Linked DNA regions of Homo sapiens: region 2 is linked to region 1. Evidence: chromatin contacts called from ENCODE Hi-C or POLR2A ChIA-PET data. All regions are on one chromosome and are shown on one strand. The core of a region is the stretch at or near the end of the contact, and the rest is flanking DNA. Distances in the headings are between cores, read along the strand shown. Region 1 holds the start of KAZALD1 (Kazal type serine peptidase inhibitor domain 1). Region 2 holds the start of PCGF6 (polycomb group ring finger 6).

What was found. Hi-C counts contacts between places; a loop is a spot of excess contacts on that map. ChIA-PET counts read pairs that join two places held with the same protein, here RNA polymerase II (POLR2A). Pooled maps may share reads with other maps.
Region 2: a loop to region 1 is called in a pooled map, with 23 times the contacts of the local background. The contact joins the promoter of PCGF6 here to the promoter of KAZALD1 in region 1. A Hi-C loop is called at or near these places in 1 of 168 maps with a recorded cell type or tissue (naive thymus-derived CD4-positive, alpha-beta T cell) and 7 of 50 pooled maps. POLR2A ChIA-PET finds 5 or more read pairs at or near these places in 1 of 52 experiments (activated T-cell).

The regions. Positions count from the first base shown.
Region 1 is chr10:101,058,056-101,063,548 of GRCh38, reverse strand. KAZALD1 (Kazal type serine peptidase inhibitor domain 1) reads right to left here and starts at 1,560. Exons shown (of 5, transcript NM_030929.5): 1 at 1,434-1,560; 2 at 446-1,007. The coding sequence starts at 956. LOC107984262 (a long non-coding RNA gene) reads left to right here and starts at 2,798. Exons shown (of 2, transcript XR_001747569.3): 1 at 2,798-3,439; 2 at 3,893-4,954. RefSeq lists silencers at 846-895, 2,076-2,495 and enhancers at 808-1,696, 2,623-2,917.
Region 2 is chr10:103,349,056-103,354,776 of GRCh38, reverse strand. PCGF6 (polycomb group ring finger 6) reads left to right here and starts at 3,637. Exons shown (of 10, transcript NM_001011663.2): 1 at 3,637-4,070. The coding sequence starts at 3,711. RefSeq lists enhancers at 1-282, 3,904-4,409 and a silencer at 3,509-3,738.

The DNA.
Region 1 (5,493 bases), core at 311-2,810:
GAGAAAGCAGAGAGGTGGGGAGACTGGGTGAACAAACTGCTCTAAGAATGAAACGTGATTGCATCTCACAGGAACCCGTCTTGCTGCCTGGACTCCACTGGTCTGGGAAAAGTCGGGGGGGTCTCTGAGCAAACCATAGGTTATGTGCCTGCGCCCTCAGAGGACCTGTCTCTCCCTGCCAGCCAGCTCTGGAGCTTTCACGTGGTTCAGCGAATGCAGCTTGCTGACGAAGCCCGGGACTCCCACTCCACTCCACCCCCCACCCCCACCTTAAGGTGGCAGCTTTTATGAACCAGTAGCGAGAGCAGGGTTTTATACTGGACTCGAGGCCTCTATAGCCTTATCTTTTTTGCTCTGCTGGCCAGAGACCAATGCTGTCAGGGGTCGGGGAGCAGTGCCTCTAGGAAACCTAAGTGCTGGGGTGGGGGCCCCGGGCCATGCGTACCCGATTCGCAGGGCCCCGGGTGTGCCACAGTGAGGTTGGCATCGGGCCGAGCGCGGGCCGCCTCCTGCAGGCGGCAGATCTGGGAGTAGGTGTGACCGTCGGACCCGCAGAGCGGACTCTGCGAACGACAGGCACACAGAGGTTCCGGCACCTCTCCGCGGCTCAGGTCGCCGCCTGTGTCCAGCCGGCACTCAAGCTGCTCGCCGCAGTGCCCGTAGAAGTGAGCACTGGGGTCCAGGTCGCAGAGCTGGCCCTCGAGGTTGGCGCATTCCCAGCAGCAGCCGCACGCGTCGCGCACCCTGCCCGCCAGGCAGCCCCGCGGCGCGGCGCACTCTTCTGGCCGGCAGGGAGCGCAGCCCTCGCCCTCCGCTAGCAGCCGCATCCAGCCGCGCCGCAGGTAATCTGGGCCTGGGGATGGCCTTGCGCCGGTCGGGGGCGGCGTCAGCACCACCAGCAGTAGCAGGAGCACAGGCAGCGCCAAGGCAGCTGCGGGCCGCGGCGGCGGCAGCATGGTTAGCGGGAAGCCCTGCGAGCACTCGGGGCATCAGCGCGTTCGGGCACCCTGCCAGGAAGGGAAGCCAGGTCAGGAGGTCAGAAACAGGGCCTGTGCCGAAAGACCAACCTCACTGCTTCTTGTACCAAAGCATGACACTAGCATCGCCCCCTCCCCTGCTACCAAGTAGCCTCCCCCAACACACAGGCCTAGTGACCCTCTAGGGATTATCCAGTTATGGCAGTTAGCAATCAGTTGGGCTGTTCTTGGGAGGGCTGGGAGTGAAGAGAGGTGAGGAAAGGGTGATAAGGCTCAGGCGCACGCACACCCACCACCAGCACCACTTCCGTGCACCACCCGACTCCGATCCCTGGCCCCTGAGCATCCTTGCCCAAAGAGAATGGGTGGCTCCAGAAGTAAGAAGCTGCTAATGGGGGGTGAGAACTGGGGGGGCTGATGCCGCCTCGCTTATGGCCTGGGGCACAGAGTGCTCACCTAGTGTCCGGAACTAGACCCTTCGCAGCAGCCGTGATTCGAGTCCGAAAGAAAAGGTTATGGAAAGAAAGCAGAGGCGCAGTCAGCCGGGCCCGCCGGCCACCTCTGCTCCGTCCTGAGGACTTCTGAGAGAGCCCACGAACTTGGATTCAGAAAGCAGCTCCTCCGGCCCCCTCTCTCCGCCCCTCGACTTCGCGCACCCGCCTTCCCACTAGTTCTAAGGCTGCCAATTTTATGTAGCCGCATGGGACCCTCCCGGGTCATTTCCCCCAGCCTGGCCCAAAGTCACAATGCGAGCAGAGGAGCCGTAACCAGACACCGAGGCTGGGAGAGAGGAAGGGGGTGAGGACCGGAGGCGGGGAGTGGGGGTAGGAGTTTGGCTGGGAAGCTCAAAGTGTTGGCTGAACGGCTAGGCCCTGTCCCATCTGATTTTACAGTCCCTGGCGTCGGCGAGGGCAGCTGCATAAGGGGGAGGCGGCAGGAGCTCTGGTGCCAAGTCATTTTACGTCGATGTCGGGGCGCTCCTGGAGGGCAGGACCAACCACCTTCGTCTCCCCGCAGCCCAGGGCTGGTTCCCGGGAGCGACCGCAGGCTTGCCCACCCAGCTGCCCCACCAAGGCGCGGACAGACTGGGCGCCTACATCCGCCTTCCCTCATCTGGCCTCCTTCTTCCTCCCCACATCCGGCAGGTGCTGCGACCCGCGGGTGAGCCGGGTGATTCGAGGTCGGAGCCGACCAGCGGCCGCAGGGAGAGGCGGGCTGGCGCCTCCCCGGCGGGCGTCCCTCGGGTCGGGATTACAGGTTACGGTTGCGAGGCTGGCAGGGCCGGAGACACTCGGCCTCGCGGCCGCCACCACCGCCACCGTGGCACTTTGGGCCGGGGGCGGGGAGGAGAGCATTCCTAGGGGCCCGCCAGCCAAACCCGGGTCGGGCAGGCCCCGCCCCGGCCGGCCCCAAGCGGCTCACAGAAGCCTTGGCGCAGTCCAGCTCGCGGGGGGATGGGCGAGGGTGGGGGGCAGAAATAGCAATCTGCAGCCGGCAAGGGGGCGGCACTTAGTCAGGCTCCGCCCACAAGACCCGGCTGCCGTCCCCGCCCGCCTGCGCGGGATCGACTCCGCATGCGCACTGGAGCCTCGGAATACAGCCAGGACTCTCCCGTCGGAATGCGCCCCTAAGTTGGGCCAAGCCCATTCATTCAGGGGCTCCCGAGCCACGTAGGCGCCATCCCTGGCCAGAGGGGTTCTGAGGAGGTGGGCAAGGGCAGACACTCTCTCCCGGTCTCAAATTCGAAATAGGGACTAGAAGGGAACTTCACGCGAGGCCTCGCAACTGTCGCGAGAATCAGAACAGGAAATCTAGGAACCGAGAACACTAAGAGCCCGCGGATTTTAAACAGGAAAAAGAAAGGGCGGAGCAAACTCTGGCGGATAGTTGTGAGTAATCCCTGGTCCTTGGAATAAGTGTCGACCTGAGACAGAAGGGGAACTGTCAGAGAGCTGCCGGAGACCCTGAAAAAGGCCAGAGACGGGGACTTGTGGGGCTGACGAATGGAATCACCCAAGGAGAGGTCTCTGACTCTAACAAAACACCTTGGGGACGGAGCTCCTTGGCTGGGATACAGAGCAGACAAGTCCGGGATCTTTTAGTGAATTGCTGCCGGCTTCTAAGGCCTGGAGCAGATATTCAACAACAAACTCCACGGACCTAGAAACTCTCCACTTATCCTACTATTGTAGACGGTGGCTTACTTTTAGTCTTCCCTATGCTCTAAGCTTCTGGTAGTAGGAATCGTGCCTAACTCACTACTGTATCTTGTGAACCTAGCCCCGCGCCTGGTGGCACGTCAAATTCTCGGTAAATATTTGTGGATTAAATGTGAAAGACTGCCTGAGTGTTTAACCTGGATTTTCTGAGTCGCTGATGGAGAACAGTAGGTAGACGGGGAACCAGCGCCCTCTGGTGGGCTTGTGGTTCGTGACGAGAACATGCTGGAACCGTGCATCCAGGTAGGCACAAAGATAATAAAAGGGGATCCGCTGTTATTAAGTAGAGATTTTGTTACATTAAAACCCTACATACCGTAAAAATGCTTTTAGAAGGGAGTTTTTTGAATAGGACACAACTTGAAAGTTTAGATACATTCCCCGATCCTCAACATCCCATACTTTATCCATCAAGGCTCCAAAATATTCAGTAACACCTATGCGCATCATACATAGTAAAGAGATAGCAAATGATTTTGCGTATATATACTTTGAAAATGTTTACTCGGTTTTGTGCAAAACAGGCCAAAGGGAAGGGATTTTCTAGCCTAGATGATGTGAATACTGCTAGGGAGAGGAGCCAGGTGGCAGCATCCTTTGCATTTAATGAGGGAGACTAGATCCAGATGGGCAGGGTGAAGTTGAAATTTGTTGAATAATAGATGGTCCCGCCTCTTTTTTCCCCTTTTCCTGCAGATGCTTGTATTGAAGAAGGAATGAGGTATAGAATGTAGTTTTCTTTCCACTGTGAAGCCCTGTGTTCACAAGATTATCATACGTTCACTTTCAGTCACTGACACATGAAATAACTGAAGTATAATGACAGAATGATGAGCTGGAGTGTGGTGGTGCACGCCTGTAGCACCAGCTACTTGGGAGACTGAGGCAGTAGGATCCCTTGAGCTCAAGGGTTCGAGAGACCATGTCTCTTTAAAAATAGAAGTTTAGGGCCAGGCGTGGTGGCTCATACCTCTTAATCCCAGCACTTTGGGAGGCGGAGGCGGGTGGATCACCTGAGGTCAGGAGCTTGAGACCAGCCTGGTCAATATGGTGAAACCCTGTCTCTACTAAAAATACAAAAATTAGCCCAGCGTGGTGGTGCACGCCTGTAATCCCAGCTACTCAGGAGGCTGAGGCAGGAGAATCGCTTGAATCTGGGAGGCAGAGGTTGCAGTGAGCCCAGATCACGCCACTGCACTCCAGCCTGGGTGACAGAGCAAGACCCCCTCTCAAAAAATAAAAATAAAAAATAGAATTTTAAAAATAAAAGAGTGAAAAGAGCCCTATACAGATGAACAACAAAAGATGAAACAAGGCATACAGTCATTGTTTAATTTGGTAAAGAAAAGAAATTACTTCAAATGATCCACATATTTCAACCTGTCACTTCACAAACCCTGTTTTGACACAGCTGGTGAAAATAGTAGAGTTGCAACTTTGAGGAAGAAGCAGGAATGAAACAAATGGTCCATACTGACCTATTAAAGACGGATATGGAGAAATTGTGCTTCCTGTGAATATTAGAATTGGTTGATTAAAAAAAAAACCTCAACATAGATAATTAAAATGGAATACTTTGTAGCTACCAACTATGACAAATAGGTAAACTCAAAATAATGTATGTAGGAAACAAAGTGAAAAGTATGTATGGAAAAATAAGGTTAAGAGAAAAGAAGAAGTATATGGATACTGATCACAACTGTATGTGTATTTATCATCTATATCATCAATAAACATCCTAAGAGAATTTGGAATGAGGCTAATGGTTGAGTGTAATACTCACTACTGCTTTATAAGTTATTTTTCCTTTTTTTTTTTTTTTTTTTTGAGACAGAGTCTAGCTTTATCGCCCAGGCTGGAGTACAGTGGCGCAATCTCAGCTCACTGCAACCTCGGCCTCCCGGGTTCAAGCGATCCTCCTACCTCAGCCTCCTGAGTAGCCACCTGGCTAATTTTTTTTTTTTTTTTTTTTTTTTTTTAAGTAGAGACAGGGTTTTGTCATGTTGGCCAGGCTGGTCTTGAACTCCTGACCTCAAGTGATCTGCTCACCTTGGCTTCCTAGTAGAGGCTATTTTTATAGGTAAATTAGAATGTCAAGATAAATGTAGCAAAGCTGGGGTGGCCAGGTAAAAAGATTGGCTGGGCACAGTGGTTCATGCCTGTAATCCCAGCCCTTTGGGAGACCAAGGTGGGCGGATCACCTGAGGTCAGGAGTTCGAGACCAGCCTGGCCAACATGGCAAAACCCCATCTCTATTAAAAATACAAAAATTAGCTGGTTATGGTGGCGCATGCGTA
Region 2 (5,721 bases), core at 2,388-4,887, 2.3 Mb before region 1:
TTTGCATTTCTTTAATGATTAGTGATACTTAGCAGTTTTTCATATGCTGATTGGCCATTGCTGCTGCTTTTTTTTTTTTTTTTTTTTTTGAGACAGTCTTGCTCTGTCGCCCAGGCTGGAGGGCAGTGGCATGATCTTGGCTTACTGCAAACTCTGCCTCCTGGGTTCAAGTGATTCTCCTGTCTCAGCCTCCTGAGTAGCTGGGACTACAAGCGCATGCCACCATGCCCGGCTAATTTTTGTATTTTTAGTAGAGACAGGGTTTCACCATGTTGGCCAGACTGGTCTCAAACTCCTGACCTCAAGTGATCCGCCAGCCCACCTTAGCCTCCCAAAGTGCTGGGATTATGGACGTGAGCCACTGCGCCTGGCCCATTGCTTCATTTTTTATGAAATAATAAAATGTGGCTAAATAATATTCCACTGAGTGGATCAATGAGATTTTATTTACCCATTATCAGTTGATGGATATTGGAGTTCATTCTAATTATTTGTTACTATGAATAATGTTGGTATGAGCATTCATGTAAGAGTTCTTGTGTGAACATATGTTTTAATTTTTCTTTATATACCTAGGAGTGGAATTGCTGGCTCACATGGTAACTTTATGTTCAACCTTTTGAGAACTGCCAGAATGTTTCTCAAAGTTGCTGCACCATTTGACATTCTCACCAGCTATGTGTGAGGGTTCCCATTTCTCTACAACCTCCACAAAACTTTTTATTATCTGTTTATTATTATAGCCATCCTAATGGGTGAAGTAGGCCGGGCACAGTGGCTCACACCTGTAATCCCAGCACTTTGGGAGGTAGAGGCAGATGGATCACTTGAGGTCAGGAGCTCGAGACCAGCTTGACCAACATGGCAAAACCACATGTCTACAAAAAATAGCTGGGTGTGGTGGCATACTTCTGTAGTCCTAGCTACTGAGAGGCCAAGGCACGAGAACTGCTTGAAGCCAGGAGTCAGTGGTGGCAGTGAGACGAGATCATGCCACTGCACTCTGGCCTGGGCAACAGAGCGAGACTCTGTCTCAAAAAAAAAAAAAAAAAAACCTAATAGGGTGAACTAGCATATTATTGTAATTTTGATTTGCATTTCCCTGAAGACTTATGATGTTGACCATCTTTTCTTATGCTTATTGATATAGTCTCTTTGGAAAAATGTTTATTCAGATTCTTTGTCCATTTTGAAATTGGATTGCATGTTTTGTTTTTGTTTTTGAGATGAGCTGTCACTGTGTTGCCCAGGCTGTTCTTGAACTCTGACTATGTGGAATTACTGTAGAGCTCCACCAACATCCACTTGAGGCACTCTTTTTCAATACTATAGTCGTTTTTATTTCCAGCCCTCTGGAGTCTACACCTCCTCCATGTTTTAGAAGACATTTTCTTCCTTCCATTCCTTCTTGGGTCTTGCAGACTTCAGTATCTCAAACTTGACCAGACGTTGGGACTGGAGAAGGAGAGGTGGGGTCTGGTCCAGAAGCAATGGGAATACTTAACTTGGTTCACTGTTCCCCAAGGAAACACCATGACTTGATTTCCTCATCAATTCCCTAGACAACACATTCAGCATTTTCTTTTTTTTGTTGTTGTTAGACCGGGTCTCGCTCTGGCGCCCAGGCTGGCAATGAGCTACCACCCCTGGCACACATTCAGCTATTTTATTTTATTTTATTGTATTTTAATTTTTTGAGACGGAGTCTCACTCTGTCGCCCAGGCTGGGGTGCAGTGGTGCGATCTCGGCTCACTGCAACCTTCGCCTCCCGGGTTCAAGTGATTCTCCTGCCTCAGCCTCCTGAGTAGCTGGGATTACAAGTGTGCACCACCATGCCCGGCTAATTTTCGTATTTTTAGTAGAGATGGAGTTTCACCATGTTGGTCAGGCTGGTCTCAAACTCCTGACCTCGTTACCCGCCCAACTCAGCCTCCCAAAGCATTGGGATTACAGGCATGAGCCACCTCGCTTGGCCATATTTTTAAAATTTATTTTTTTTTTGAGATGGAGTCTTGCTCTTGTTGCCCAGGCTGGAGTGCAGTGGTGTGATCTCGGCTCACCGCAACCTCCACCTCGTCTGTGTTCAAGTGATTCTCCTGCCTCAGCCTCTCGAGTAGCTGGGATTACAGGCATGCGCCACCATGCCCGGCTAATTTTGTATTTTTAGTAGAGATGGGGTTTCTCCATGTTGGTCAGGCTGGTCTCTAACTCCCAACCTCAGGCAATCCGCTTGCCTCAGCCTCCCAAAGTGCTGGGATTACAGGCGGGAGCCACTGTGCCTGGTCACATTCAGCTCTTAAATGTGACTTTGCCAGGCATTATTTGATTAGGAGCATTTGACTTCCCGAATCTTTCTTGCAGGCATCGTGACATTAGCTGGCATTATCTTAGCAAGGATAATGGTTTTTTTGTTTTTTGTTTTGTTTTGTTTTGTTTTGTTTTGTTTTGAGATGGAGTCTCACTCTGTAGCCCAGGCTGGAGTGCAGTGGCACGATCTTAGCTCACTGCAAGCTCCGCCTCCTGGGCTCAAGTGATTCTTCTGCCTTAGCCTCCCAAGTAGCTGGGATTACAGGCACGCGCCACCATGCCCAGCTAATTTTTGTATTTTTAGTAGAGACGGGGTTTCACCATGTTGGCTAGGCTGGTCTTGAACTCCTGACCTCATGATCTGCGCGCCTCGGCCTCCCAAAGTGCTGGGATTACAGGTGTGAGCCACCGCGCCCGGACTAGCAAGAATAATGTTAAGCCAACTCCAAACCTCTCTTAATAAAATTGGGCAATGGGGTGGGTTGTACCTGGGTGGGTCTGAGTTTCTGCTACAGTAGGCCCTCAATAAATGTTTGTTGGGCCCGGCGCCCTGGCTCAGGCCTGTAACCCAACACTTTGGGAGGCTGAGGCGGGTGGATCACCTGAGATCAGAAGTTTGAGACTAGCCTGGTCAACATGGTGAAACCCTGTCTCTACTGAAAATACAAAAGTTAGCTGGGCGTGGTGGCAGGCGCCAGTAGTCCCAGCTGCTTGGGAGCCTGAGGCAGAATCGCTTGGACCCGGGAGGCGGAGGTTGCAAGTGAGCGCCACTGCACTCCTGCCTGAGCGACAAGAGCGAAACTGTCTCAAAAAAAAAAAAAAAAAGCTTTTCGAATTCAATATAATGGGCTTTATGGGATGGGGTGACATGGATGATCTTTGAGTAGTGATTAGATTTTCACCTTGTATCAATACACTATATAATTCCTTAAAATAAATAAACGTACATACTTCAGAACAGGAACTTTATACTTCCTAAGGGAAATAATCTTGGATGGAGGTGATTTGCCACAGAGGAAATGCATAATTGGTACTCAAGTGGAAATGATTATTATTTGTGATGCAACGTCACATGCTACCTAGTTCAGTGCTCTGTGAATTAGGTGATGCAAACAGAATATTGTTGCTTGGAACGGTAGCAATTTTGCTGTTTTTAAAAGGCGGCGAAGAGAGCGTCCCCTTCCAAGGAGAAAATCTGGTGAGATTCCTTTAAAGTGCGGCCCGCGCGCCCCGCAGCCTGCCCCGGAGCTGCAGGGTTTGCGCCCCGCGGAGGTGAGGGCCGCTAAACCACATTTCCCGGCGAGCCCCTCAGGCTGCCGCGCCTGCGCAGTGGTGGCGTCCGAGGCCGGCCGAACTCCCGCGCTCTCCCGCCGCCTCGCCTCGCCTGGTGTCTCTCCCGACCATGGAGGGGGTCGCGGTGGTGACGGCGGGCAGCGTAGGCGCTGCCAAAACCGAGGGAGCTGCAGCCTTGCCGCCTCCGCCTCCTGTCTCCCCGCCCGCCCTCACCCCTGCACCCGCAGCGGGTGAGGAGGGACCGGCGCCTCTGTCTGAGACGGGGGCTCCCGGCTGCTCCGGCTCCCGGCCCCCTGAGCTGGAGCCGGAGCGCAGCCTGGGCCGCTTCAGAGGCCGCTTCGAGGACGAGGACGAGGAGTTGGAAGAAGAAGAGGAGCTGGAGGAGGAAGAAGAGGAGGAGGAGGAGGACATGAGTCACTTCTCGTTGAGGCTGGAGGGAGGCCGGCAGGACTCGGAGGACGAGGAGGAGGTATTTAGAGCCCCCGCGCGACCCCGCTGGGCCCAAGCGGCGTCAGGGACGTAGCTGGCCCTCGTCTGCCGGGCGCCGGCCCGATCCTAGTGCGCCGCCGCCGCGCGGAGCACTGGAGCGGACCTCCCCCGACCTCTGCCCCGGCTGCCTAGGCGTGTGGCGCCGACAGGCCTCCGGCCCGGCCTGGGTCTTTACCCGCTTATTTTGTGAAGTTCTTGCAGGTCACTTAGGCTCTGCGAGTCCAACTCATTCGTTCTGTTAATAATTATAATTATTTTGAGACAGGGTCTCCCAGGCTGGAGTGCAGTGGCGCGACCATGGCTCACTGCAGCCTCCAACTCCTGGCCTCAGGCGATCCTCCCGCCTCAGCCTCCGGAGTAGCTGGGACTACAGGCACGCGCCACCACGCCGGGCTAATTAAACATTTTTTTTTTTTTTTGTAGCGAGGAGGGCTCCCTATGTTCCCAGGCTGTTCTCGAACTCCTGGGTTCAAGAGATTCTCCCTCTCTGGCCTTCCGAAAGATTACATGCGTGAGCCACGTTGCCTGTCCTGTATAATTATTGAAGCTACTGCTTACTAGGCAGTAAAGATCCTTTTGTTTTGTTTTGTTTTGTTTTGTTTTTGAGACGGAGTCTCGCTCTGTCGCCCAGGCTGGAGTGCAGTGGCGCGATCTCGGCTCACTGCAACCTCCGCCTCCCAGGTTCAAGCGATTCTCCAGCCTCAGCCTTTAGAGTAGCTGGGACTACAAGGCGCCCGCCACCACGCCCGGCTTATTTTTTGTATTTTTAGTAGAGACGGGGTTTCACCGTGTTAGCCAGGATGGTCTCGATCTCCTGACCTCGTGATCCGCCCGCCTCGGCCTCCCAAAGTGCTGGGATTACAGGCGTGAGCCACTGCGCCCAGCGTAAAGATCCTTTTGAAACAATAATTTGGCTGGGCGCGGTGTGGCTCACGCCTATAATCCCCGCACTTTGGGAGGCCGAGGCAGGCGAAACACGAGGTCAGGAGTTCAGCCTGACCAAAGCGGTGAAACCCCTTCTCTACTGAAAATACAAAAAGTAGCGGGGCGTGGTGGCACGCGCCTGTAATCTCAGCTACTCAGGAGGCTGAGGTAGGAGAATCACTTGAATCTGGGAGGCGGAGGTTGCAGTGAGCCGAGATCTTGCCGCTGCACTCCAGTCTGGGCGACAGAGGCAGACTCCCTCTCAAAAAAAAAAAAAAAAAAACGGAAAGAAAGAAACAATAATTTATATTGTGTTATTATTGTAACTTTCAGTAGTCTTTTAATGGGTTGGAGGTGTATGTTTCCATGTTGCAATGACATTTTGAGATTATGGTTTAAGGTTTTGAAGAAGGTGGACTGAGCGCGGTGGCTCATGCTTGTAATCCTAGCACTTTGGGAGGCCTTGGCGGGTGGATCACCTGAGGCCAGGGGTTCGAGACCAGCCTGGCCAACATGGTGAAACCCCATCTCTACTAAAAATACAAAAATTAGCCAGGCGTGGTTGTGCGCGCCTGTAATCCCAGCTACTCGGGAGGCTGAGACAGGAGAATCGCTTTAATCCAGGAGGCGGAGGTTGCAGTGAACCGAGATGACATCACTGCACTCAGCTTGGGCTACAGAGTGAGACTCTGTCTCAAAAAAAAAAA